Regions from separate parts of the Homo sapiens genome. Here region 1 is linked to region 2. A link is an interaction called in ENCODE POLR2A ChIA-PET data of the cell type or tissue named here. Cell type or tissue: Caco-2. All regions are shown on one strand. Links, peaks and the distances in the headings refer to the core of each region. The heading gives the core; the rest is flanking DNA. Region 1 has its middle 20 kb from the start of LINC02029. Region 2 overlaps LINC00880 (long intergenic non-protein coding RNA 880).

Region 1 (12,645 bases), core at 1,445-9,444, 54 kb after region 2:
GCTGGTCTCGAACTCCTGTCCTCAAGAGATCCACCCATCTCGGCCTCCCAAAGTGCTGGGACTACCGGAGTGAGCTACCACGCCCAGCCCAAATGCTGGAATTTTCTTAAAGGAGGTGGGGAAGGAAGGAACTGAATAAGGCCTCATCCCCTTTGAAATATAAATACCTTTGTTTAGGAGGTTGTGGTCTTGGAGCACAACAGCTACTAACAGGTGCCTGGGGTCATGCCGGGAAACCACAAGGGCAAAAAGTAACAACAACAGCTGATTTGAGAGACATATTTTTCCTTAGAAGGTATACAGGGCCATCACTGCTTGAAATATTCACACATACAAATTCAAGGAAGGGGCACACCTATTTGGCACGAGCCCTGTGGCTGTGGTTAGAGAAGATTTGAATATTTTGAGTGTGCAGGAAGGTGAACTTCATGTATCTTTACCTTAGCTTCCTTAGGCTGGGGCTATCTGTCAGCTACAGAGCAGCCCACAGGCAGGCGGAGCTGTGATGAAGCACATTTGTTCAAACACAGCAAATGGTGTTTGAAAAAACCACCACTCTTGCTTTTTTATGAAGCTATTACACTCTGTCATGTCAGGGAGCTGAGCCCAAGTGATGCCCAAGTGGCCATGATAGACTCACACTACAGGGCCTGGGAGAGCAGTGGGATTGTTTTTTTTCCTCGTTGAGGCAGTAAAAGATTGATTTTTGAGGCAGTGACTGAGGCATTATGCATTAATGACTACGCAGGGATTTTCATTCACATATCACGCACTGACAGTGGAAACTGAAGCTGCTGTGTAAGGTGCTGGCTCAATGCCCTTCCATGACTCCTTCCTCATCACGTCATTTGCCTGCCGAGATGCCGGGGCCTTCCGAATCATGGGGTCGATTGAGTAAAGGGCCCATGGTTTGGTGCAGGGCATCTCAAGCCAACACACGAGAATAACTGATGCAGCTGCTGAGATGAGAAGGTCTGCCGCAATGCTAATAACTCCACCTGGCTGCTCTCACATTTGACTTCTTGTATTCAGATTTGGAGAGACAGCTGGGAGCCTCTGATGAGAAAATAAAAAATTTACAACAATAAGCAAGCTGTCCTCTGACACCAGGAGAGGAACTCGCTTCAGCCCTGGCAAGAATTGCAGCTGGACTTTGTGAGGCACTGTTTCATCAGATGCCAAACATCATAGCAAGGGCAAGAATGACAAGAATTACAGTTTCTGCCCTGATGCACAGGTACTGATGGAAGAGATATTTCTGTGTTGATTTTGCACTTCTCAGGGCAAATCTGCAAAATAGATATCAAAGGAGATGTGGGCACTGGGCAAGGAGCCACACCAATCAACCATATAGAGCAGTCTGGAGGAGTCTCTCCCCATCTCCAACCCTCAGTTTTTCCCACCTGTTAAACACAGGCCACAATGTCTGTGCAGCCACCTCGCAGTGCAGTTAAAAGAACCGGTTTAAACAGTGTTTCTTAGCTTAGAGTCAATGGCTGAACAGGTTGCAGAGGGGCTGTAAAATCCTGAAATTTGCATGAAGCAATTTTTCCATATATGTCCATGTGCATCTTTTTGAGGAGGGGTTTGTCGCTTTCACTATATTCTTAAGAATATAGTCACTCTTAAGAGGTTAAGGGCCACTGTTCTAGGTAATGTGTGAAGGTGATGTATGTGTCCTGTAATTGAGCTATTATCAGCAAGCTTTTTGAGGAAAAAGGGACACAGAGGAGCACTTATTATGTGTTAGGGACTGTGCAGGACACACAGAGAATAGAAAAAAAAATGACCCTGGCCTTCTGGAGCATATGATAGACTTTAGATATGAGCCCAAAACAGATTAAAAGTTAAAAGGAAAAGCTAAGTGTAGGCAACACAGGTGAAAGGTCAGAAGAATGTAAGTGCCCCATAGAAGGAGAGAAATGGACTTCCAGCTACAGTGGGTTTAGGGATGGACACAGAGCGAGGGTGGGATTGAGTACAGGGAAAGGCAGGCAAGAGCATCTGTGGAAGAGGGATGGCCGGTGCAGCAGAGCTTGCATGCTGAGTTGACACGCTCCATGCCAGAGACCCTTAGATTGGGACTAAGTGTCACCGAAGAGAAGGCTGCGTTCAACAGATAGTTCTCAGGGTGACAGTTCATCCCAGGTGCCCTCAGACCCACATGACCTGCTCTTGGTCCTTCAGCCTCCGCTCTGCAGATGGGGCTGAGGGGCCCACCCAGAGAAGCCCTGTGGGGGAGAACAGAGCCTGCCCAGGACAGATATTCTCCTCCTTAGGAGCAAGTCCTCTTGACCCCCATGTTCCAAGCAGGAAGCTTTTCACATGTAGACTTTCTTCCTGCTGTGATGCACAAAAGCAGCCTCTTGCCAGTTAACAAAGTCTGCTGGAGCCTCCTGGGGCCATGCCTAGCACATCGTTACCCGAAGCAGACTAGGCAAACAAAGCCCTAGAAAATGAGAAAAAATGGAAATGATTTGATATTTTAGAAAAAAATATTGAAGTGTTTATCGTGGGGAAAACTGGAACCCTGTTAATATTTTTACTAGTATTGTATGGCATGGCAGTTTCTAAATTCTGCATGTGGTGGGGCCACTGTAACTCTTTCTGGGCAGAGTACTCTGTGATGATTCTACTCAGACCCTGGCTCCACAGACTGGCAAGGCCGCCCCTTCCCAAATCAGCAAGTGTCCTGGACCAAATGGTCATTTCTCCACTCCTCTGGGACTCTGAAAGAGCATTCTCCAGAGCTCTTGGGATCTTGCCTTGGCTCTGTGGATGTAAAGATCCCAAAGTCTTTCTAGAATGTACTCTTGAAGACTGAGTTGACTCTGGAGATCAGTGTAGGATCACTGTCCCCACTTTGCAGCCCCAAACCCACTTCCCAAGGGAGTAATTCATTACCTGCAGTCCTGATTACTCAAAGGAAATGTCTAATGACGTCTGCTCTGCAGTACCCAAGGACCTGAGACCAGGACTCCTGGCCTCTTTTCAGAAAGAGTGGAGTCTGCCATTTCCTGACCACCGCCCTGTCCTCAAGGGCAGCTCATCTCCCGTGTTACATTCCTGCATGAACCCCCGCCCTGATCCTGTGACTTGTCATGTGCCACAGTGCCATGAGATTTGTGTTACTTTGCTTCTGTTCCTGAAAGTTATCAGTTCCCCTTTTCTTCCTATCACTGCCTGGCTGAATGATGAGGGTGCCTGAGGGGAACTGGGTTTCTTCTTTCTGTTCGCGGGTACCAGAAGCAGCACACGCAGGGCCAATGGCTTCAGTTATAGCCACTGGGATGAGGCGTGATTCCTACAAGCCAGGAGAGAAAGACAAGCCTGAGAGATTTTGTCTCAAGGGAGAGACCTCTTGGGGAGAGCCAGCTTCCCATTGCCCCCTGTACTGATCTGGTTTTAGCATTCCTCTCAAACAAAGCCAGGCAATATCTTTTGGGCTCTCTTTTCTGCACTAGGCTCATCAGATGGAGGAGGGGACTCTGGCCCAGCAGAAGGCAGCAGGAGTCTGGCTTTGGCTCTCAGTCAAGACTCCTTCCAGTTCACTTGCTCCCTTGTTGTTTTTAATCAGTCAAAGCCCAGAGCTCCAGATGAAAAAGAAGTGGGGAGGGAGAAAGGCTAAACCTCAGTTCAAGTTAAAGCAGGATTATTTATTTTAATTATTTATTCATACCAACTTCCAGCACAGCACCACATACACGATGGCTGGTATTTAGAATTTCTCAGTCGTGTCTGATCAAAGCTTAACAGTTCCTGGGTCTCTTCACTTCCACAGAATTCTACTTTGGTGGGGTGTGGTGGGGTGGGGAGGCAGGAGTTCGATGTGGGAAATTAATTTGGGCTCAGAGATTAACAATGGTTAAATCTTAGTGTACCTCACCTGCCAGGTAACATGGTATGGTAAACAGTTTTGGTTTTGGCTGGCTGTGCCCTGACCTACCTCTAAGAATTACTTATTCTACATATGGAAAGTTGTTAGTCAGGGTGTCTGCCTTTCTCTGGCCTGGGGTAATGCATGTGAGCCACATGAGGTCGGTCAGATCCTCCTTCCTTGGAATCTGACATTTGAACAAAGTCATCAAAAGATGGAAACCAACTGGAGCTCATTTGTGATTCACAGTTGTGTAGCCAAGCGACCCCAATGAGGAGGTCCTAGGTCTTGATTCTGTGCTGCTTCTTGCCTATGGCGTCACCCCGGTTCCTGTTTGTTCTTTCCTAGTTTCTGGACCTGATTTCCAGTTGAGCTATTGAAAGATCAGCTGTTTTTCCAGTAAATTCCCTTTTGATTTAGATGAGCCAAGGTCAGTTTCTGTTGCTTGCTACTCAAGGAGCTCTAACTACACCCACAGTGAACCTTTGTTTCTCAGAATCCCTTTAGTCACACACAGGTTTCAGAATGGTGCCCTAAAATTGTGCTAGAAGCAAATAAAATCTTTGTGTTGACTTGGACTGTGTTGTAATCATTTCCTACAATTTATTTCCTTAATTGCCAAGTTCCTACTGGCTATTCATTGATTGTAGTTTGTAGCCTGTCTTTTGGTTTCTTTCAGCATTTTTTAGTTCATGTCACGCTTGGCCAAAACTCCCCACCCCATTCCTGGGACCAGGCTTGCTTTCCTCATGGTCTGCCGCTTGACAATCTCCAGGCAGAAGACACTCAGATACCTGCTAGGGAAACACAAACCCGGACAACATTTCTATAAGCCACATTAGAAAAACTATCAGCAAGAGCTTCTAAAATGTTCTTTCTTTTTGAACTAGTTATTTAGCTAGTTTGGAAACTTACCCTAAGAAAATTGTGAGAGAAGCATAAAGATTAAGTATATTTGTTACAGTGTTATTTTGTAGTAGCAAAAACTAGAAAACATTTCCCAGCAACAGAGAATCGCTCAAGTAAACAATGATATATTCATATGACAATGTGTGATGTATCAATTCAAAATCATGATTTTGTAGATTATTTAATGCTGTGAGGAAAATTCTCACAATATCTGTGTACCAGGAGAGAAAAAACAAACCAAGGCACAAAACTGTACGCACAGGGTAATCTCAACTTTTTTTTCTTTCAAATTGGGAAGGACCGCACCAACATATCAGCAGTGGTTAACTCTTGGTGGTGTGATCACGAGTGTGTTAGCAGGCTATACACTCTTTGAAGTCAGGAACTCTGTCTTGCTTAAGGTTATAGCTCTAATTCTTAGCTCAGGTCCAGGCACATAGCTTGCCTTGAGATAATGAATGAGCTTCTTTATGTTTTTCCATAGTTGTATTGCTAGAGATCAATAGGTACCAAAACAGTCCTACTTGAACTTCTCCCTGTTTGTGAAACCTTCACTGATCCTCCCTGCCCTTCCCAGAATCCCAAGCCCAAAATTCAAATCAATCACTCTTAGCTCCAAAAGTTTCTCTTTACACCTTTATCAGAGTATTGGCTCATCTTGTCTTTCTCCAGGAGATGATGAGTCCCTTAAGGGAAACAACTCTAAATCATTTTGTATTCTCAGAGCACTTAGCAGTGTCCAGCACACTGATTCCTTCTAAAAAAGTTTTATTTTATTTTAGATTCAGGAGATACATATACATGCTTGTTACATGGATATATTGCATAAGGGTAGGGGTTGGGCTAGTGTGTTACCCAAATAGTGAACATTGTACTCGATAGATAATTTTTCAAACCCCCACTCCCCTCCCAACCTCTTTGGAGTCCTCAGTGTCTATTATTTTCATCTTTGTGTCCATGTGTACCCATTGTTTAGCTCCCACTTTTGAGAACATGTGATATTTGATTTTCTGTTTCTGAGTTAGTTCACTTAGAATAATGGACTACAGTTCCATCCATGTTGATGCAAAGGATATGATTTCATTATTTTTTTATGGCTGTGTAGTACTCCATGGTGTGTGTGTGTGTGTGTGTGTGTGTGTGTGTGTGTGTGTGTGTATATATAGACACCTGCACATGGGATATATATATATATATATATATATATATATATATATATATATATATCCCATGTGCAGGTGTCTTTTTTATATAATGATTTCTTTTCCTTTGGGTTAATACCCAGTAGTGGGATTGCTCTGAATGGTAGTTCTATTTTTAATTCTTTGAGAAATCTCCACACTGCTTTTCATAGAGGTTTAAGTAATTTACATTCCCACCAGCAGTGTATAGACATTCCCCTTTCTCTGCATCCATAACGACATCTGTTGTTTTTTGTTTTTAATAATAGCCCTTCTGACTGGTGTAAGATGATATCTCAGTGTGTTTTCAATTTGCATTTCTATGCAAATTAAAACTTTTTTTTCATGTGTTTGTTGGCCACTTGTATTTCTTCTTTTGAGAAATGTCTCCCATGCACTGCCTAGTTTTTCATGGGGTTTCAGCACATTGAATCTAATTGATGGTCCCTCTGTTCCTGTTACTATAGTATAGTGCACATGGGAGAAAAAAAGTTGATAGAGAAGCCAAATCTAGTATGTATGTCAGGCTCTCACGGGATTTTGGCTATCTTCAGGATTCTAGGCTGCAACTTGATATCACAATGGGATGGCATTACACCTGTAAACCATCCCAAGGGTCTTAGTTTTCTAGGGCTGGCATACCAAATACCAAAGACTGGGTGGATTAAACAACAGACATTTATTTTTTCACAGTTCTGGAGGCTGGAAGTCCAGGCTCAGGGGATCAGCAGGTTTCATTTCTCCTGAGACCTCTCTGCTTGGCTTGTACTCGGCCACCTTCTCATTGTGTCCTTACATGGCCTTCTCTCCGTGTGCAAGCATCTGGCGTCCCTTCTTCTTATAAGGACATCAGTTGTATTGCATTAGGGTCCTACCCTTATGACCTCATTTAAATTTAATTACCTCTTTAAAAACCTTATCTCTAAATATAGTTATATCGGGGGTAGACCTTCAACATACGAATTTTGGGGGGACACAATTCAGTCCATAACATGAAGGGACACAGTAAATTCTTAGTTATTGTTTGCATTCCTGTACTTGTAGATGTCAGGGAAAAGAAACAATGAACACAGTGATCAAAATTTTATCCATAAACACTGTCCTAGTCATAAGTTCCAGGCTTATATTGCTGTTGCTCTCATATCCCTTTAAAATAATGACCTACCTAGGTAATAGAAGTCTGTGACAACTTGCCTTTCTCCACAGCCAATAACAAGATCTGATTGCATGTAGGTTTTGTTTGTTTGATTGTTTGAAGCCCAAGGAAACCTCAAACAATTCTTTAGTATCATCATCAACCCACAAAACAGTATTGATTGCAAAGTAATGCACAATATGTCACTTGTGTACAAGACAGTGGTCTTTAATCGCAACACCATCCTTTACTGAGGCTAAAGAACAATGAAGAGGTTTGGGAAAGAAGTTGCTACAAGCAATCAGAGGATGGTTTAAGGACATGCAGTAATGCCAGATTGATGGAAACTATTCTTCAACATTTTCCTTCTCAAATTAATTCCTAGTAATTTCCTTTTTAATCAGTTTCTTCTTATTGTTTTATGTTATATTATAAAAATAGGGGGAGGGAGAGAGAGAAGATAATCTTCTATTGGTTTAGGGCTATTTTATGCCTATATCTATGGTTGCTGGAAGAGGCATAGAGCAAATATTCAAGGTCACATATTTGCCCCTTGAAATTCAAATTAAAATGCACCTATCTTGCAATTTTTGCTTCTTGTTTTCAGCTGGTCTTTGTAACACTATCTCACTATCAAACCAGCCCTCTCCCCACTTCTCCTTCCACCTTAGTTTCAACACTTAAGGAATGAGAGAACATTTCTTGTTCTGATTCATGGTATCACTAGTGCATGCTCTACATGAATCTATCAGCTCTCATTTTCACATAATGTGGCATGTTTACACAATCACCACCCTGCCTGTATGGAGTCTTCTAATTTAAAAGTTTTTTTCATGTGAAAATCATTTCTGAAATACATTTTCTTTGCCATTTCAAACACATTAAAAATTTGGTTCCAATCTGTAAGAAGGATTTATCTGTGTGCAATACTATAAAAACCTCAAGATTTTTATCTTTCTTGAATTGTCTAAAGATAAGAGGAGATTCAATTTGCTAAGGGGCCATGGTTTTGACACAAAGACAAATATCTATGCCTGTGCTATCCTGGTTCATTTAAAAAAAAAAATCTCTAGAGATCACGGATTCTCCAGATACAGAGAATGAACTACCCAAGTCTTGCTTTCTCCATTAATTTTAGTATGTTCTTTCTCTGATGCTTCACTTCAGAAAAGAGGTATAATTACTATCTTTATGAGTCAGACTCATGGCCCAGCACCTGCTAGAAAATTAAAAAATATCTTCCCCATGTCACATCACAAAGTGAGGCTCATTGTTTTCACACAGTTGATGGTGTTCACTTATTTGCCAAAATGACAATATTGGAGGCTTTAAAAGCCATAGTGATAATGAAAAACAATGACTAGAGACATTTCCAAATGTCAATACATAAAGATAGTAACATGAACTTGATAAACTCGGGTTTTCATTCTTTTAAAATTCTTCATAGATTAATATAAGAGAGTCTGTTTCTCCCAGGCATGACAAAGCAGCAGATGCAGGCAGTTCAGAGTTGTTTTCTTAAAACATACCCCAGGTAGTTACTTAGGCATTAGGTATGGAACTTAGTAAATGCTAACTACTTTAGGAGATTCAATACGTTTGAATATATTATTGACATAAAGATTAAAGAACAATTGTAAAACTGATGTCATAACATAACTGTCCTGCTCAGCAGAGTATAATAAAAAAATCTTTACACAGTCCATTTTTTTTTTGCCTAAATGCTGTGTAGAGAGATAAAGGTCAAAATACTATTGTTCTGCAGATGACAAATACAGTGTTTGATCCCAATGTCAAACAGAAGACAATAAAGATGTCAACTTTCTTGGCTCTGCCATATTTTCCCAGCAACTTCAAAAGGTGTTTCTGTAAAAAACTAACTTGAAATTTACTTTGAATGAGGAATATATGCTAAACAGTCACAGACTGAGATACAGCAGGGAGAGTTTCACTACCACTCACACCCAGCCCAACTTGTAACATTTCTAGGCCTTTGCCATGTGCACTGAAGGGGAAGAACAGAGTGGAGAGGCACTGCATGTCTTTGGCCAGTGGCGATGGTAAACACAATCTCACTTGAAATTTATACAGTTGTCCCTTGGTATCCTTGAGAGATTGGTTCCAAGACTCTCACAGATACCATGTTCAAGTCCCTTATATAAAATGGCATAGAATCTGCATATAATGTACATACTTACTGCCGTATACTTTAAATCATCTCCAGATTTACTTAAGATACCTAATACAATGTAAATGCTATGTGAATACTTGTTATACTGCATTTAAAAACTTTGTCTTTTAAAAATTAATGCATTGTTATTTTTTATTGTTTATTTCTTTTAATCACTGGTTGGTTGAATCCATGATATGGAACCCACAGATACAGAGGGCTGACTGTAGTAGAAAATCTCACTTCAGAATCTGTAACTACAACCTGACCCTCACCTGGCTTTTTGTATGAATTTATATCCCCCACATATGAAAAATCAAAAAAGAATTTTAATTGAAGTGGTCTCAGAATGTTTGTATAATTAACTGGGAGGGACAAATGCAAATCTTCTCTGGAAAAATGCAATCTCAATTAGGTCTCAAAGAATTCTTATAGATAAGGTTCCAAGGGACACAACTTCACATTGAAACACATATACACATAGTCACCTTTCCTTGAGAAAGATCTAGCCCGCCTTGAGGATGAGCACGGGAAAACAAAGCACCATGAATGAGAACCATCAAAAACAATAAACAGTAAAATCAGATCCATAAAGATTATTAGACTCGGAATATAAAATAGCAAGTTTGATGTGTTTAAAGAAATGAAAAGTTTACAAGCAAGGAATAATAGTTTTTACAAAATCTAGCACATTGAAGAAAATCAAATAAAGCTTTTGGAAAGAAATAATTGCTTTAGGCAGTAAGATTATGAGGCCAGATGCAGGAAGGTCTGAGATGTGAGAAAAAATTGTGGACAAATAAATCAAAAAATACATTGGGTAAAGCTAAATAAACATTGGCTACATGTAAAAATAATAATAATATCTAATTTGTGAGATTAAAAAACAATATAGAATCCAAATACTAGCCAAAGTATAATACAAAATGGAAGAAGATGAAAAATTATAAAGTATTCTATGGTTCCTGCATTGCTTGGGTACAGCATCAAGAAATTAACTTTAAGCAAGCACGTTAACATGTCTATGGTAACTCCTAAAATTAAAATAGAGATAATTGCTTCCAAAGAAGCAGAAGGTAGAGGAGGTGGGGAGAGGAATAAGCAAAAGAAGAAAACAAAAAAGATGGCAAGAGACAGGGCAGAAAGCTAGAAAAATAGAAAGCACATAAGAAGGTAGAAATAAATCAAAGCAAAAAGAACAAAGATAGAGTTTTAAGATCCTCTGCATGATAACAAAACAATGGGAGTTTATACACACTCTAAAATCATGAGTGTTAATTTCATACTGCTACTAACAGTGAATAAGTAGCGTAGATGTCCTTTGGGAATAAAAGGCTTTATTCCATAAAAGAAGCTTTAAACTTTTGAAGGCCTGTCTCTCAAAAATGGACGTTTATAGACAGTTTTCAAGAGCGCTCTTACGGTTACTAGATTTAGAACATGTTTTTATTCTTGTAAAATTTGGCCTTTGACTTTATCTGAGAATTTTATCTTGTGAACTGCTGTGTTGTTTGTTAGTTCTCCTTCTCCTTTCACTCCTATATTAATACTTTTTCTCCTTTGTATTTAGGAGGACCTGGTATTTTTAAGGCTAGAGATGGAATACCATTTTTTTTTTAAAGAAATGAAGCAGAAAGTTCAAGACCTCAAGACTTAATATAGAAAGTGATATTTTAAAAAAGGAATGCGGTCTATAATATCGTGCTTCGACAGGATGCTAAATAGCTTCCTAAAGGATCCTTATAAGATTCCACAGTGGATCCTTTCCATGGGTTTTTTTTTTCTTGGTCCTACGTGCTACTTCTTTATTTTGTTCTGTAATGCTTTTTGCCATAGTTTCTGAGTTCTTTGTTTGTTTGTTTGGTCACCAAAAGGACACAGAGATGTCTTCAAATTTGCTCAGGGTTGAGCAGCATATTCCTTCTCAGAGGCACAACTGGAGGGCAAGATGATGTGCATAGCCTCTAGTCCAGTTCCCAGTTTATTTGTGCCTATTTGCCTAATCCAGGCTTTGCCACTTCTTACCTGTGTCAGTTTGAGTGAATTGCTAACTTTTCTATAGCTCTGTTTTCTTATCTGTAAAAGGAAACCAGTAAACATACCAACACCACATGGTTCTTTGAGGTCTAAAAGTGTTTAAAGCCCTGAGCACCATACATTGCCCATCATAAATAATACCTGTCAGCTCCTATAATGTTATTGTTACTATACTGCTGCTGCTGCTGCTACTACTGTGGTGTACCTGGAATCTTCCAACATAGCCAACTTCTCTATACATGCTGCTTAGTCTTCTGACATCATTGCTGCACAGAGAGAATTCCACGTCCCAGGATCTAACACCACTGCTCATCTCTCCCTCCCCACCACCACTCACACAAACTTTTTTAGCCTTTTTTTCAGACTTGCCATCTTAGAATGTTCCCAGCAAAGTGGCCTTCGGTGCCTTGAGGGGCAGCACCCAGTTGGCACAGCAATGAAGGTCCAGTTTCTTTTTATGATTATTATTTGTTTGTTTTGTTTTTTTGAGATGGAGTCTCACTCTGTCACCCAGGCTGGAGTGCAATGGCATGATCTCGGCTCACTGCAACCTCCGCCTCCCGGGTTCAAGCGATTCTCCTGCCTCAGCCTCTGAGTACCTGGGACTACAGGCTTGTGTCAGCACGCTCGGTTCATTTTTGTATTAGAGATGGGGTTTCACCATGTTGGCCAGGCTGGTCTCGAAGTCTTGACGTCAAGTGATCCACCCATCTTGGCCTCCCAAAGTGCTGGGATTACAGGCATGAGCCACCATGCCCAGCTGAGGTTCTTGTTGATACTCTGTTGCTTTTGGGCTGTGAGTCTTTGGTCTTTTTTCATCACAGGGCCTTTTTTTTTTTTTTTAATACAGATGGGGGTCTTGCTATGTTGCCCCAGCCTCAAGTGATCCTCCAGCCTCAGCCTCCCAAAGTGCTGGGATTACAGGCATGAGCCACCACACCTGACCCATCACAGAGCTTTTAATGGGATATTGGAAGGGGCTGCTTCAAGGCTTGTTAGCCAGATGTCATGCCATCTTATACTGGAAGTCTATTTACTACTTTTAAAGTGGGAACACAAACTGTGGGAGAAGGCCTGATGCCTGTGAAGACAGTCCTTTCAACAAGCAGGGAGGAAGTCTTTTTGGTAATGAAGGAAAGCCTCTCAGTGACCTGCAGTGAGACCTTGACCCTAATGTGAGTTGGCTAAGGCAGTATAATTGCCCCATTTTTACATGTATTTAGATAAGTTAGATTTGGTGCTAAATTATCCTCTCAGGATGGCTAAGACTACATCTAAATACTGCTGAGACAATATCCTTACCATTTGTCCAGGAAAATTCAGAACGTTTATGAGA
Region 2 (12,645 bases), core at 2,607-10,606:
AAGCACAGATGTTAGGCTTCGTTGAAAAATGAGTTCAGCTCATGACAGTTGAAAGTAAGGAAATCTGTGCTGCTACTTGAAGGAAAATAAGAACTGATTCCTGAGCTGTGGTTTCCCGGCATATCTCAGAGCAGCTGCATTGCATCAGGGGTCTGGGTATCAGATGGGGCTTCCACAGCTACAAGGTGTGCTGTGAGTCAGTTGTTACTAATAAAACAAAGTACTGAAGCTTGTTAGTGACTCACAAAATAGTAATGCATTAGATGAGATATGCATTGCTGTTTGAGAGTACTCTTGAGAGGGGCAGAGCCTTGTTTGCTGGGATTGTACACAATTCTGGGTAGGCCTTTGGTAAGGTAACTTGCAGGTGTCACCTGAACCAAATGCCAAAGCCGAGAATGATTGTATATGCCATTTAAAAGCAGATTGAAAGAACATTTTGAGGAAGTCTAGAATAACTAATTTTTATATCTTCCTACTTCTGCGATTTTTTAAAGGGAATCATAAAAGAATATATAGGTACCTTAAAACAAAGATGGGATGAATAACTTAGAGAAAGAAATATCTGATGGTGGTTGGGGGAAAGGGAGATGTAGGGTAAGAACTATGTCAGAAAATGTAGGCTAAGGAGGATCCTCAAAATTAAGTTCTGAGATTCCTAGGCAAAAAGAATAGTCCCATGCATTCCACAGCTTTCATTAACTGAAAAAAGAAAACATAGGCAAACTTCATTCTAGTACTAAAGTCCAAGTGGAAATTAGTTGCAAGGAATTTTTTATGTGAAGCAACATAATGAATATCTATGGCAATTTTACAGATAATTTAAAGCTGTTTTTCACCCGATCATTTCTTAAAATGACACTGGGTAAAGCTAAGGGGCATAATGCTAAATGATGTAAACAAACACTGTATTGAGTACCAAAGTGACTTAAGCCAGGAAGGGACTTCAGTGACTCCAGGGAGGAAAAAGTTTAGAGAACTGCAAAGTACCCTACATGCTATCCTTGCTGTTTTGGCAACATCTATACCCCTTTTAAAATGCAAAGATAAACTTTAAGAGCACCATTTAATAGCTCTTTAATGAAACTATGTTTAACCTGAGCAAGTTGTTGTGTATGCAAGATACTGGAAACGCCTTCTGTGGAAGGAAAGGCAAGTACAACTTTGTGCTTCTATTTGGATAAAAGGTTTTGAAGTGAAAGGCATTTGTGCAAATTACAAGCAGATTTTCAAGTCTAGAAAAACAAAAATCTCAACTGTGGATTAAGTTCTATTTTTTAACAAAAGTGAAATACTCTGCTTTAATTTCAGAAGTTAAAAAATCCTTTTTAACAACAGCAAAAAGGGGACCTGTTTTGAATTTAAAAGAAGTAGAGTGAGACAAGTTAGGAAAAAAAGAATTACCATTGCCTTTCTAAATTTATTATTATCATAATTGTCATTAAGTGTATTCGTCTTTCTTTAGGGTAAAGAGAGCTTTCCGATGGCCAAAATTTACTAGTCACTGAATTGTGTCCCAGGACACCCTTCAATAAAACTTGGCCTAAAGAAGCTTCAAGTTCCCTTCAAGTTCGAGGGCAGAGTCTGGGGTTCAGCCCAAGCCACTGGCATCCCTGAAGGGGCTGCAGGGCTCCTGACTCCAGGACCTCCTGGCATCCCGAATGCATGACCTCTCATGCCCGCCGCAGCACCTGCAATCTTGCCGGTGCTGCTTGGATTGCTGAGCAAACACTTGTTATTTGCGAAAGTACAAGGTTCAGTCTGTCAAACAGGGAAAACCAAACACCGAAGCACAGGAGCAGATAAGAGGGCCATGGTTGTGAGACCCACGCGGGCTCAGAGCGCGGCGGCGGGGCCCGGGCCTACCCGGCGCATGGGGGCTAAGGTGCAGCTAGGCAGGCCACGCGGCGCGGGCGGACGGCCTGGCCCGCGGAAACAGGCGCATAGGGCGGGAAAGTTCACCCGCCTTGCGGCGGCGACCGTTCTGGGTCGAACCGGCCATTGTAAGCCGCGCCGCTGGCGACCCGCCTGGGACCCCTTCGTGCCTTGGCCTTGGGGGGCCAAACACATCCCGAACGCCGTTCCCACCTTGCAGATTCTTGCAAGCTGCGGGTCCTACCTTGCTTCCCACGGGCTGATAACCCTGAACGTTCCCAGCGGGTAGAGGGCTTGCCACCTGCTGCTGAGCTGCGCTGCAGGCTTCCCCCGCCTCCTGCCGTAGGTCTAAGCCCAGAGACCAGAGGGGCCTTGGGCCTTGGCGCGCTGCCGCCGCCAGGGCACCGAGCGAGCCACTCTGCCTGACACTCATTTTTCTCTTCTGCAAAATGGGACTGACACCAACAATCACCTTCCTACCACCTCAGGGGGTTTTGAGGATCCCGTGAAATAACGGTGTGAAGATACTTTCAAAGTGGAAATCTCGGTTGTTACTAACTCATTTGTGAACCCCATTTTCTTCTTGATTTCTTCCTGACGTAGAATTGATCATCGTCACTGGGCTGTCTTAGCTACCCCTCCCTTGACTGTAATTTTAAATTTATCTGTGCATACCATTCCAAAAACAAACAAAAAAATCACGTGACCTGTGGTTTTATGTGTGAACAAAAGTTCTCTGAAAAGGAATTTAGAGGAAACAGACTTTATTACAATGAACAGTTTACAGACGAGGAAACATAGCCCTAAGTGTAAAATGAAGAGAACAAAGAGACAGTTTGGCGTTTACAGAGAAAATTCCTACCTGGGTTCCCAATCAGGTCCATTTATGCAAATGAACAATTCAAACTGGCTTGGTTCTGATTGATCAATGCAGCTGAGTCCTGATTGGTTGATGGGGAGCACAGCCTATTCCGTTGCTTCAGGCCACATGAGCGGTAACAGTCAGCTGTCAAAGCCCCAGTGTTAAGCCGACTGTGGGTTTTCCAGGAACTCAGAGTAGTGTGTAATCTCTAGTCAGTAAATGGCCGTTTGGCTCTATATTAAATTTATGTAGCCACTCAGGATTCATCTTGAGGGACTGGCTCTTTCAGATTCACTCATGTTTCAACTCTGCTGTTTATAAGTCCTCTATCTGTGTATACAGGCCTAGAGGTCCCAGGGCCGGATATAAAATTTCTCTGGACAGGGCCTGCTCCATAACCACCTTCACATGCTGTTCTTCAAACATATAGAATTGGGTTGATAGTGGAAACAATTTCAGGTACTTTAACCCAATTCTAAATATTCTAAATTTTAGGTATTTTAACCTTGGAATAATATAATTTTTTCTTCTTTTTTCTGTGTATAAAAAGACGTACATAGTTGATATGACACTATGTAATGTAACTCATAGATCACTATGTAATTTTGTACCTGCATTCATTCAGCATTTTAACATGAATTAATATTAATATTTTTCCATGTTAACTCTCTATGTAAAAACCATTTGCAATAAGCATTTTTCCATTTAGTAAGCTACCTCATATTTTATTAAATTGTTTTTCTACTGTTACACATAAGAGTTTTCTCCAGTTTTCCACTATAATAAATAATACTGCAGTGAACATCTTTCTTCCCAAAGCTTTTTTTGTTCTTTTTTTTCCTTGCTTTTGGTTTACCTCCTTAAAAGAATTCTGGGTCAAAGGTTATGAACATTTTTCAAAAGACCTTTGTTGTCATGATGGCAGAGAGGCAGCACTAAAATAGTTTGGAGCAATAGGGATTTCACCAAAATAGCTATGATTGATATCTGGAAAGAAAGACAGAGAAAATAATGGCATGGGAATCTTTCTAGAGTTTTAGGGCCTTGTTCTGATTTAAAAAAAAAAAAATATATATATATATATATATATATATATATGAAAGGAAAATAAATCTTCGGGCCCCCAAATCACTAAGGGAATAATCAAGCTGGGAACTGCTTAGGGCAAACCTGCTTCCCATTCTATTCAAAGTCACCCCTCTGCTCACTGAGATAAATGCATATCTGATTGCCTCCTTTGGAAAGGCTAATCAGAAACTCACAAGAATGAACCGTTTGTCTCTCAAGTATCTGTGACCTGGAAGCTCCCTCCCAGCTTCAAGTTGTGCCGCCTTTCCAGACAGAACCAATGTACAGCTTATATATATTGATTGACGTCTCATGTCTTCCTAAAATGTATAAAACCAAGCTGTGTTCTGACCAACTTGGACACATGTCATCAGGACCTCCTGAGGCTGTGTCATGGGCATGCATCCTCAACCTTGGCAAAATAAACTTTCTAAATTAACTGAGATCTGTCTCAGATATTTGGGGTTCACATATATATGAATATATGAAATAATTGTATATCTTAGAGTCCCATTCCTGGAAGTTTAAACAGCTGTACTCATAGCCCACACTTAAGTAGAAAGTTGGGAGAATATCTGACAGTATGGGTGACAACTGCTTACTCTAGGTGCAGATTGGGGCTTCTCAGGCAGCTATTGGCCCCAGGGTAATTAGCCTTCTGGTGACTACAGAAGTAGAAAGTAGAGATCTCCATCTACTTTACAGTTGAAGGCACTGAGTCTCAGCACACCCAGTTCAGTGGTTGTTAACTCTGGTTGCATAGTATAATCACTTAGGGTGATGAAAAGACATCCAGAAAAAAACATCCAGGATAGATCCTCAGATATTCTGATGTAATTGGTCTGAGGTGAGACCCAGGCATCATTACAATATGAAAGCTCCTTGGGTGATACTAATATGAATTAGGATTGAGAAGCTCTGGTATAGTGGGAAAAATATGGGCTTTGGAGTCACTAATATCTGATACAGCTCCCAGCTTTGCCATTTATTGGCCATGTCATTTTGAGTAAATTAATGACTACTCTCTGCTAAGGGTCCTCATTTTAAATCATAAAGTTGTCACAAGGGTTAAATGTAATAACATGCAAAGTGTTTTTCAAGGTTTCTGGAACATGGTTGGTGTTAAAAAAACGTTGGGTCCTTTAGTATGTACCTAAGGTCCTATAGCTAGCTGATGGTTCTGGAAAGCCATCCAGAACCGTGCTGTGCACTCAGTGAATGCCTGTGGATGTTCCTTGGTGACATCATCTTTGAACATGAATATGGGTGTTACTGAGACATTTCGAACACCACATTGAGTTGGTGTTCATCAGAACAATAAAGCCATACCTCATAGAGATTCATCTCATTTGCTGAATATTAATTTGCCTCCTATTTTTAGTTCTTCAGCTAAAAAGAAACCAATTTTTATTCTGCTAAACCAATTGATTATGATGGAACTCTTGCAAGAAAAAAGTTAAACACTGTTACAATTACATAAATGTATGGAAGTCTTTGTGTAACTTATGTAGTAAGCTGAGGATATAACAGTTAAATTGTCCTTTAAAAATTTTAAGACCTGCCCCACCCTCCACCCCCAGCAATGAACGATTTCACTTTTCACCAGCTTTAACCTAAATGCCTTTAGCCTATTTTCTTTATCCATCCTATGATAGACAGAAGAGTTAGTGAGAACTGGATTTGATTTCAGAAGACCTGGGATTGAGGCTTGGCTCTGTCATTCACTGGGTATAAACCTCGGGCGATCATTCTTCTTTGCCCTTGTGCCTTCTCATGAATGCAATGAGCACCTGAATAGCATGACCTGACTTTAGCATGAAGTGAGTTTAAAACTGTGATGCTGACCAAGCAGGACATGGTTATTTAACACTTATTAAGCACCTCCTGTATGTCCAGCCCTCAGTAGGAAACCTTGCGGGAATTATAAAGCCCTGAGACTTTTATAGAGTAACTTGGAGTCTAGCTAGAAGAGATAAATCTCATGCATGAAGAACAACTAGGACCAGTTTCCACCTGAGAGCTGCAATAAGTCCAGCCCAGTTGACTCATGGAGGAAATAAGTGGAACATTTAAGAAATGACAATCATGGAGAAACGAAGGGGTGTCAAAATTGAATGTCCTGTCCCTTAGTGCTTTATTTCTCTTCAGTCTCTGACACAAAGTCTTGGATAGTAATAACATGACACAAAACTCCTTCAAGTTAGATAGGGCCAGGCATTTTTCTAACAGCACATTCCAGAACTTTGTCTGTCCATGTCCTAAATCCTTATTATTTTGCCCAGTTTTCAGCAGTCTTTTGCAAGCTCCAGGCTTTCCCCCACTCCTATTTAGACCTCATGTGCCTCTGATAGCTCTGGACAGAGCCCATACTGTGTGGCGGACGCACAAAGGGGACACAGTATGCAAATGGCGGTGTAGGAAGCATCGAGGCAGGAATGTTTGAGCTGTGCCATGTCACAGATCATTTCTGAAACAGCAGTCCCTGAGCTGTGAGTCACAACCCTTGTTAGGGGTGAACAGCTGATGAGGCTGGTGTCAATTTTTGTCTGACCCCATCCTAAGAGCAACACCCCAAGTACTTCAATTACCCATTTGTAACATTCTCCCAGCAGTGGAGAAAGGAACAACAGTGGCAGCCCACACAGTGAACCTCAAAAGTAAAGCTCTCTGAAGTATGAAGATAGAAGAGGAAGTTTGGGAGACTCACAATGAAAGGGTTTAACAAAAACTGCCTGTGAATGTGTTGACTTAGAAACTATTGGAGCATTGGCAATGATTTCCTTAACAACGGAAGGAAAATTGACCAGGGGCATGAGTGTTTCATTCATTTTTCAGATGAGTATAGCAGAATTGCCAAGAGAAAGAGAATGTCTGCTCTAGCGCAGGGTTTCAGCCCTCAGCCCAGCCACTGACTCCCTTGGTGTTCTTTTGCAAATCATCCATCTCCCTGGGTCTCAGTTTATTCATCTGTAAAATGAGGAGCTGGTCCAGGTAAACTGTAAGTTCCTTCCTGGCTGGAACATCTTGATTTGATGCAAGCCATAGTGAGGGTTGTTAAATTATGCCTTGCTCCACGCAGAGAGGTCTAACTTAACTTTGTACACAAAGCGTACTCATTGACTTTCTGACTAAGTGTGGCTCAGGCACTTCCCTGAACTATAGTGTGCTGGGAGTCTCTGCCCAAAGGAAGAGAGCTATTTTGAGGCAGGGTTGATTAGAGATAAGGTGTCTCATTCCTTTACCGGTCATTGGCCCTGACTCACCCGAAGTTCTTGGGTTTAAAGCTTAACACTTGATGGATGAATGTAAGCTAACCCCTCTGCTTGCCCATGAAAATGGCGCCCAGGACACTGCTTCTCAATCCCCAGCTTTATCAGTGTCAATTAAGAAAGTTCTTTGACCTCTTTTTGCTTAGCCAGCTTCTCTGAAATGCAGCCCTTGCTTGTAACCTCTCTCCTTGACATCTCTTGTTTGCTCTTTCTTGTTATTTACGGAGTCTTCTGAGTTATATAAAGGGGAACGTCTCAGTAATCCTCTTAACAGCAAAGAAATCCGACCACCCTGTTAGGTAGGGGGATGGAAATGTCACAAGATGCTTGAAAAAGGCACTGGACAAAGCTGCAACATACTTTTGCATGGAAAAGCCCAGAAAATGAATGGCACAAAAGACCACTATAGTTATGCTGCTTTGAGAGACAACAAAATTAAATTATAAGGCATGGTTATCTTAACATTTTAATTTAACAACTTTTTTTAAACGAATATGTTTTTTTAAAAAGATACCACGTTATGAAATGGTTGACTTTTTTTGTTTGTTTGTTGTTGGGGTTTTTCATTTATTTCCAGTCTTGGTGTGTTATCTTTGATTGGTTTATTTTTTGGCTTGGGAATGTTGAAAGTACCCTTGTGACACTTGACAGGACAGGACATGGCTTGGGCTGTGCCTGATTTTATACAGTTGCTTTGTTCCTAACAAGCTAGATGTAGATGGAAGTTTAAAAAATCTGCCCATATTTCAAAGACATTTGAAAGAAGAATTCACCTCTTGCATAAAAATGTGCATCAAAGTCCTTTCTAATGAGAATAATCACCTCTCTGTTCTTAAAATTAAAGTTTCTGAATTTTAAATTTTCTCAAAGTAAAGGCCATAACCCAAGGTGGCAAACACTGTTTTTGATAGAGCTATGGAGTCACGATGACCGAAGACCTTGGGAAAATTATATTCACCTCTTTGAAATTCTCTTTACCTGTGAAAATAGGATTTTGGGTGTGTCAAATTAACAGCCATGGAGCTGGATGATATAATAACAACAGGCCCGATGGGGCTCAACAAGGCTGAGCTCTAGCTCTGGCTCTGTCCCTAACAGCTGTGTGACCTTGAAAAGTTCACTTAGTTCTCTGGACCTTGGTTTCCTCATCTAGAACATAAGCAGGTTATACAAAGTGACCTTTAAGTCCCTCTCAATTCTGATATTTTAGGATTTAAGCAACTTATTGTTTGGAAGCAACTACAAAAGAGAAAAGAAGTTGGTGGTGTTGATTTCAATTTAAGTGATATAGCAGTTTTGGGCACCTACACCACCTTGGTGCTCTGTTAGACCTTGTCATAGGATATGATATAACATTCAAGCATTCATTTGCTCAGCAAGCACTTCTGAGCACCTCCTGTGTGCCAAGAATGGTACTACATAAGCAGCAGGGATACAGATAGGAATAAAACCCAGCACCTGCAGGAAGCTCTCAGTGACACAGAGAAGATAGGCACATAAAAACCCACTTAAAAAGATAGATTATTTACATATTTAATCCAGTAGACTCAAAGATTCTTAATTACCAAGTAATATCCTAAAGGGACATTTTAATTTCACCTCTAAGCTTTTACCTCATGCCTCAGAGCCACCTCTGCTTCAGTTAAAGCCAAGGCTTCTAATGATTGTTTTAAAAATCTTATCGGAGAAATTTTAAATATGTGAGACAGAGAGCAAGACAGAGAATACATAGAAGGCCTATGGAAACCTTACCAGCTTCCATAGTTATCAATTGGTGAGCAACGTTGTTTAGTCTGTGCCTTCCCTCAACTCCAGGTTATTTTGAAGCAAACCCAAGACATCAATATTTCCTCTGTAGATCCTTAAGGACATATTACTACAAAGATTCTTTTTTAACCAACATGAATATCTTGCTTGCGATGATCTCTTTTTTTGACTTGCGGGCTGGCAACACAGGTGTTTTCTCTTTTAAAAATCTCTTCAGCTGTACACATATAATTTGTTCACTTTTCAGTATATACATTATACCTTAATAAAAGGATGAAGCAAAATTTAACAATACCAGTATCACACCTAAAAACTTAACAGTAATTCTTTAATACTAAGTCTTTGAATAGTGATGAACAATTTTAAACAATGTGGAGATTCAGCAATAAAGACAGGAATAAGGCATGATATAGGTGTCACCTACCCTAGCCTAGAGTTGGGGTGGGGGACACCCCTAAATTCCTAGAAAGTACCACAGTCACTTCCCCTACAGAGGTGTCCACCTTGTAGCCGCCACAGGAGGAGCATCTGCAGGTGCACGCACTGGCATTCACAGGAACACACCTAAAAGCTGAGCTTTCCACAGAGGCTGAACATGGCTTCAGAAGCCACAGCCTCTGGGAAAACTCTTAGCAGACATTTGGAACAGGGAGAGAGTTCTAAGGGTTAGCTAGGGAGGCCAGGGACTCAGAAGATACGGTGAAGGATTTCCTCCTCTGCCATAGAATAGCATTCTCAGAACTGCTCCATGACCAGCCTTTCAGCGCCAGGCCCAGGCTATGTGGGTGACTGGAGGCCCAGGATCACACATGTGGCCATTTTGAGTGATAAGAGGCAAGAAAATCTACCTATTGAGAAAATTTCCTACTGAGTCATTTTCCTTCAAATGTGCTCACATGCCCCATAGTGTTTGTCTGGAATCCTTGGAAAGGCTCCCGTCTTGTTTCCAACCCTCATAAGCTCTGTGTGTGTTTCTGAGACAATCAAGTATTTTTCACCTTCCATGCCACCACCAAATACCATCCCAATCCTTGGATTTTCAGCTACAAGTCCTGCCCACACTGGCAGGCAGCTTCCTACGTTCCTTTCTTCCCTGCTCTCCTCTCTGTTTTAGGCTGCCCTGTGGCCTCACTCTGCAGCTGCCACTCAAGAAAGCTGTTGTTAAGGCCACAAGAGTCCCGACCACCTTGTAGGGGATGACGCAGGCAATGCACTTACCATGTAAGTCTAGTAAGTGTGAGTTTTTGCTATTAGTTCTTTCTTTTTTATTATTTAAAAAAATTCCTGCTGCAAGAAATTTGAGCATCCACAAAGTAGATTATTACAAGCCTTCCTGTGTTCATCACCCAGCTTCCGCAGTTCCCAACTCACTGCCAATCTCATTTTGCCTATGTCTCAACTCTCCCCTCTCCCTGCCTCATCTCCTTCAACAGCTGAATTATTTTGAAGCTAATCTCAGGGAATCTATTTTAAATTTTAAGCTTTTAGTTATTTTTGATTAGGTAATATTGACATGACTCAAATTCAAAAAGTTCAAAAGGCTAAAAAGAGAAAAGTCTCTCCCTCCGTCATCATCCCTGCCCTACCTTGAGGTAGATTTAAACAAGTGACCATAATATTTGGTGGCTCCTCCCATTAAGAAATGGAGTCTATTTCTCTGCCTTGAATTTGGGCTTGGTCATGTGAATTGCTTTCGCCAAAAGGATGTCAGCAAACATCATGCAAATAAGAGTCTGAAAGTGTTTGTGCACTGGGCTTGCTCTGCTCAGGAGTCTCTGGCTCCTGGGAACTCTGACGCTGCCTTGTGAAGGCAGGACCAGCCTCCTGGTCCTCATGTGCAGAGAGGCCCCAGCCACCACAGCCAAACCACAGAGATTGAGCTGGATGAATGGGGGTTGCTTTAAGCTACTAAGTTTGGGCTGGGCTGGGATACAGTCCCCTCCCATCCCTCACACCCAATCCCGGCACCCTCCTTCCTGGAGGAATAAAATATTACCATATTACCAGTCTGGGAATCCTTCCAAAGATAGTTTATGCATAAATAAGTGCATAAATATATATTCTCTTCCCTTCCCCACTCTACTTGCCCCCTTTTAAGAAATAACAAGTGATAATACACAGTTCTGAACCTAGTTGTATTTGTTTGATGTAGCAATGTATTTCGGAGGTCATCCCCCATCACAGTGTGAGGCGCTTCGTTTGAAGTATGCCACTGTCTGCACAGACTGTGAATTATTTAATCAGACTTTTATTGATGAGATTTAGATTGATCCAAGTCTTCTGCTATTTCAAGCAATGGTACAATGAACAAAGTGGCACCCTGTCATTCTGCACAGATGTGAGTATTTCTGAAGGCTAGATTCGTGGCTGTGGCTCACAGGTCCGAGTACAGTGGGGCTGCACGTGGAATGTAGCCTGCAGGGAAGGAAATGCTTTCTGTTCCTCTGGCTTTCCATTTCTGTGGACCCCAGCTGTCCACCTGCCTATTCCCACAGTTCCCTACTAGTTTCTTGCTGACAGGGTGCCAGTCCCAGGCTTGCCCCCTTGGGGGTCTGCAGCTCCCTTGGTTCTCTGTCACCCCAGGATGAGGCCTGGCTCCTTGGGTGCCTGCCAGCTCTCTGGCTTGCAGTCTCCATGGTTTGGAGGAGTGGCCTGACCCCTGCCTCCCTTCTAAGCCCTAGAATGTGAAACACCAATGTGAGAAGCTTCTGCGCCCTGCACCACTGTGATTCTGGAGACAGTTCAAATGAGTTATCATTTACTGACAGACACTAACAAGTCCAATAAAGGCAGCAGTCCCGGTGCAGAGAAACAAGTGGTCGGAGCTGACCCTAACAGGACAAAGAGGCCCCTATGGAATGAATTCTAATTAAATACTCACCCACTCCCACCCCCCCTGAGCCATTAACCCCAAGGAGTACTTAAGCCAGCCGACAAATTTAAACAAACCAGAGGTGCCATAGAAATGAAATGTACTGGCTGCGCTCAGTGGCTCATGCCTGTAATCCCAGCACTTTGGGAGGCTGAGGCCGGTGGATCCCCTGAGGTCAGGAGTTCAAGACCAGCCTGGCCAACATGGTGAAACCGTGTATGTACTAAAAATACAAAAAAGTTAGCTGGGCGTGGTGGCAGGAGCCTGCAATCCCAGCTACTTTGGGAGGCTGAGGCAGAAGAATCGCTTGAATCCAGGAAGTGGAGGTTGAAGTGAGCCGAGATCGCACCATTGCACTCCAGCCTGGGCAACAAGAGCAAAGCTCTGTCTCAAAAAAAAAAAAAAAAAAAAAAAAAAAAAAAAGAAAGAAAAGAAAAGAAGAAAGAAAGAAAAGAAATGAAGTGTGCTTTCTGATTATGGAATATGAGTTTACACAGAGCAGCTGGTACCTCTGCCCAGGTACCCAATATGTCTACCTCTCTGGTTCCCAGTGAGCTCACTCGCTTCCTATTCAGTCACCCTAAGACTTATTTCTTAAGACTGAGCTCAGCTGGATCTTCATGTTCCCTGGGAGGAAAAAATTCCCAGAGGACACTAAATCCCCATCATGACCTGTTGTCCCTTTGCTAGTGTCCCTATGAAGACCTGGGCTGCAGAGGGTTGCTGTTTCTCCCCAGCATCCTCCTCCCTCTTTCCTGCTTGGCGGAGCATGGCATCTGCTCTGTTCTTTGTCAACACTTATGTAAACCCCACCCTTCCTCCCTGATTCTGGGCCTCATGGCTTCGCTTGCAGACCCCTGTGGTCATTTTGATTTGGCAGGTGACCACTGTGTTTAGTCCCAGAGGTGCCTGGCCCTCCTCCATCATACCGG

Evidence for each region. ChIA-PET counts read pairs that join two places held together with the same protein. Peaks named below come from ENCODE experiments on the same cell type or tissue, not always from the same donor. Only the 100,000 strongest peaks of a DNase experiment are listed, where the experiment ranks them.
Region 1: POLR2A ChIA-PET joins it to region 2 with 5 read pairs; 4 of 35 experiments call an interaction of 5 or more read pairs at or near these places.

What each region holds. Positions count from the first base shown.
Region 1 is chr3:157,055,030-157,067,674 of GRCh38, reverse strand. No RefSeq gene overlaps it. Among named protein-coding and RNA genes, the nearest start is that of LINC02029, 20 kb to the left of the region's middle. RefSeq lists an enhancer at 2,901-3,030 and a silencer at 3,301-3,380. In Caco-2, for the core only: no CTCF peak of the experiment used is centred there; a DNase peak (open chromatin) is centred at 9,084.
Region 2 is chr3:157,109,821-157,122,465 of GRCh38, reverse strand. The region is part of intron 1 of LINC00880 (long intergenic non-protein coding RNA 880); the gene reads left to right. Among named protein-coding and RNA genes, the nearest start is that of LINC00880, 6.9 kb to the left of the region's middle. In Caco-2, for the core only: no CTCF peak of the experiment used is centred there; DNase peaks (open chromatin) are centred at 2,845 and 7,065.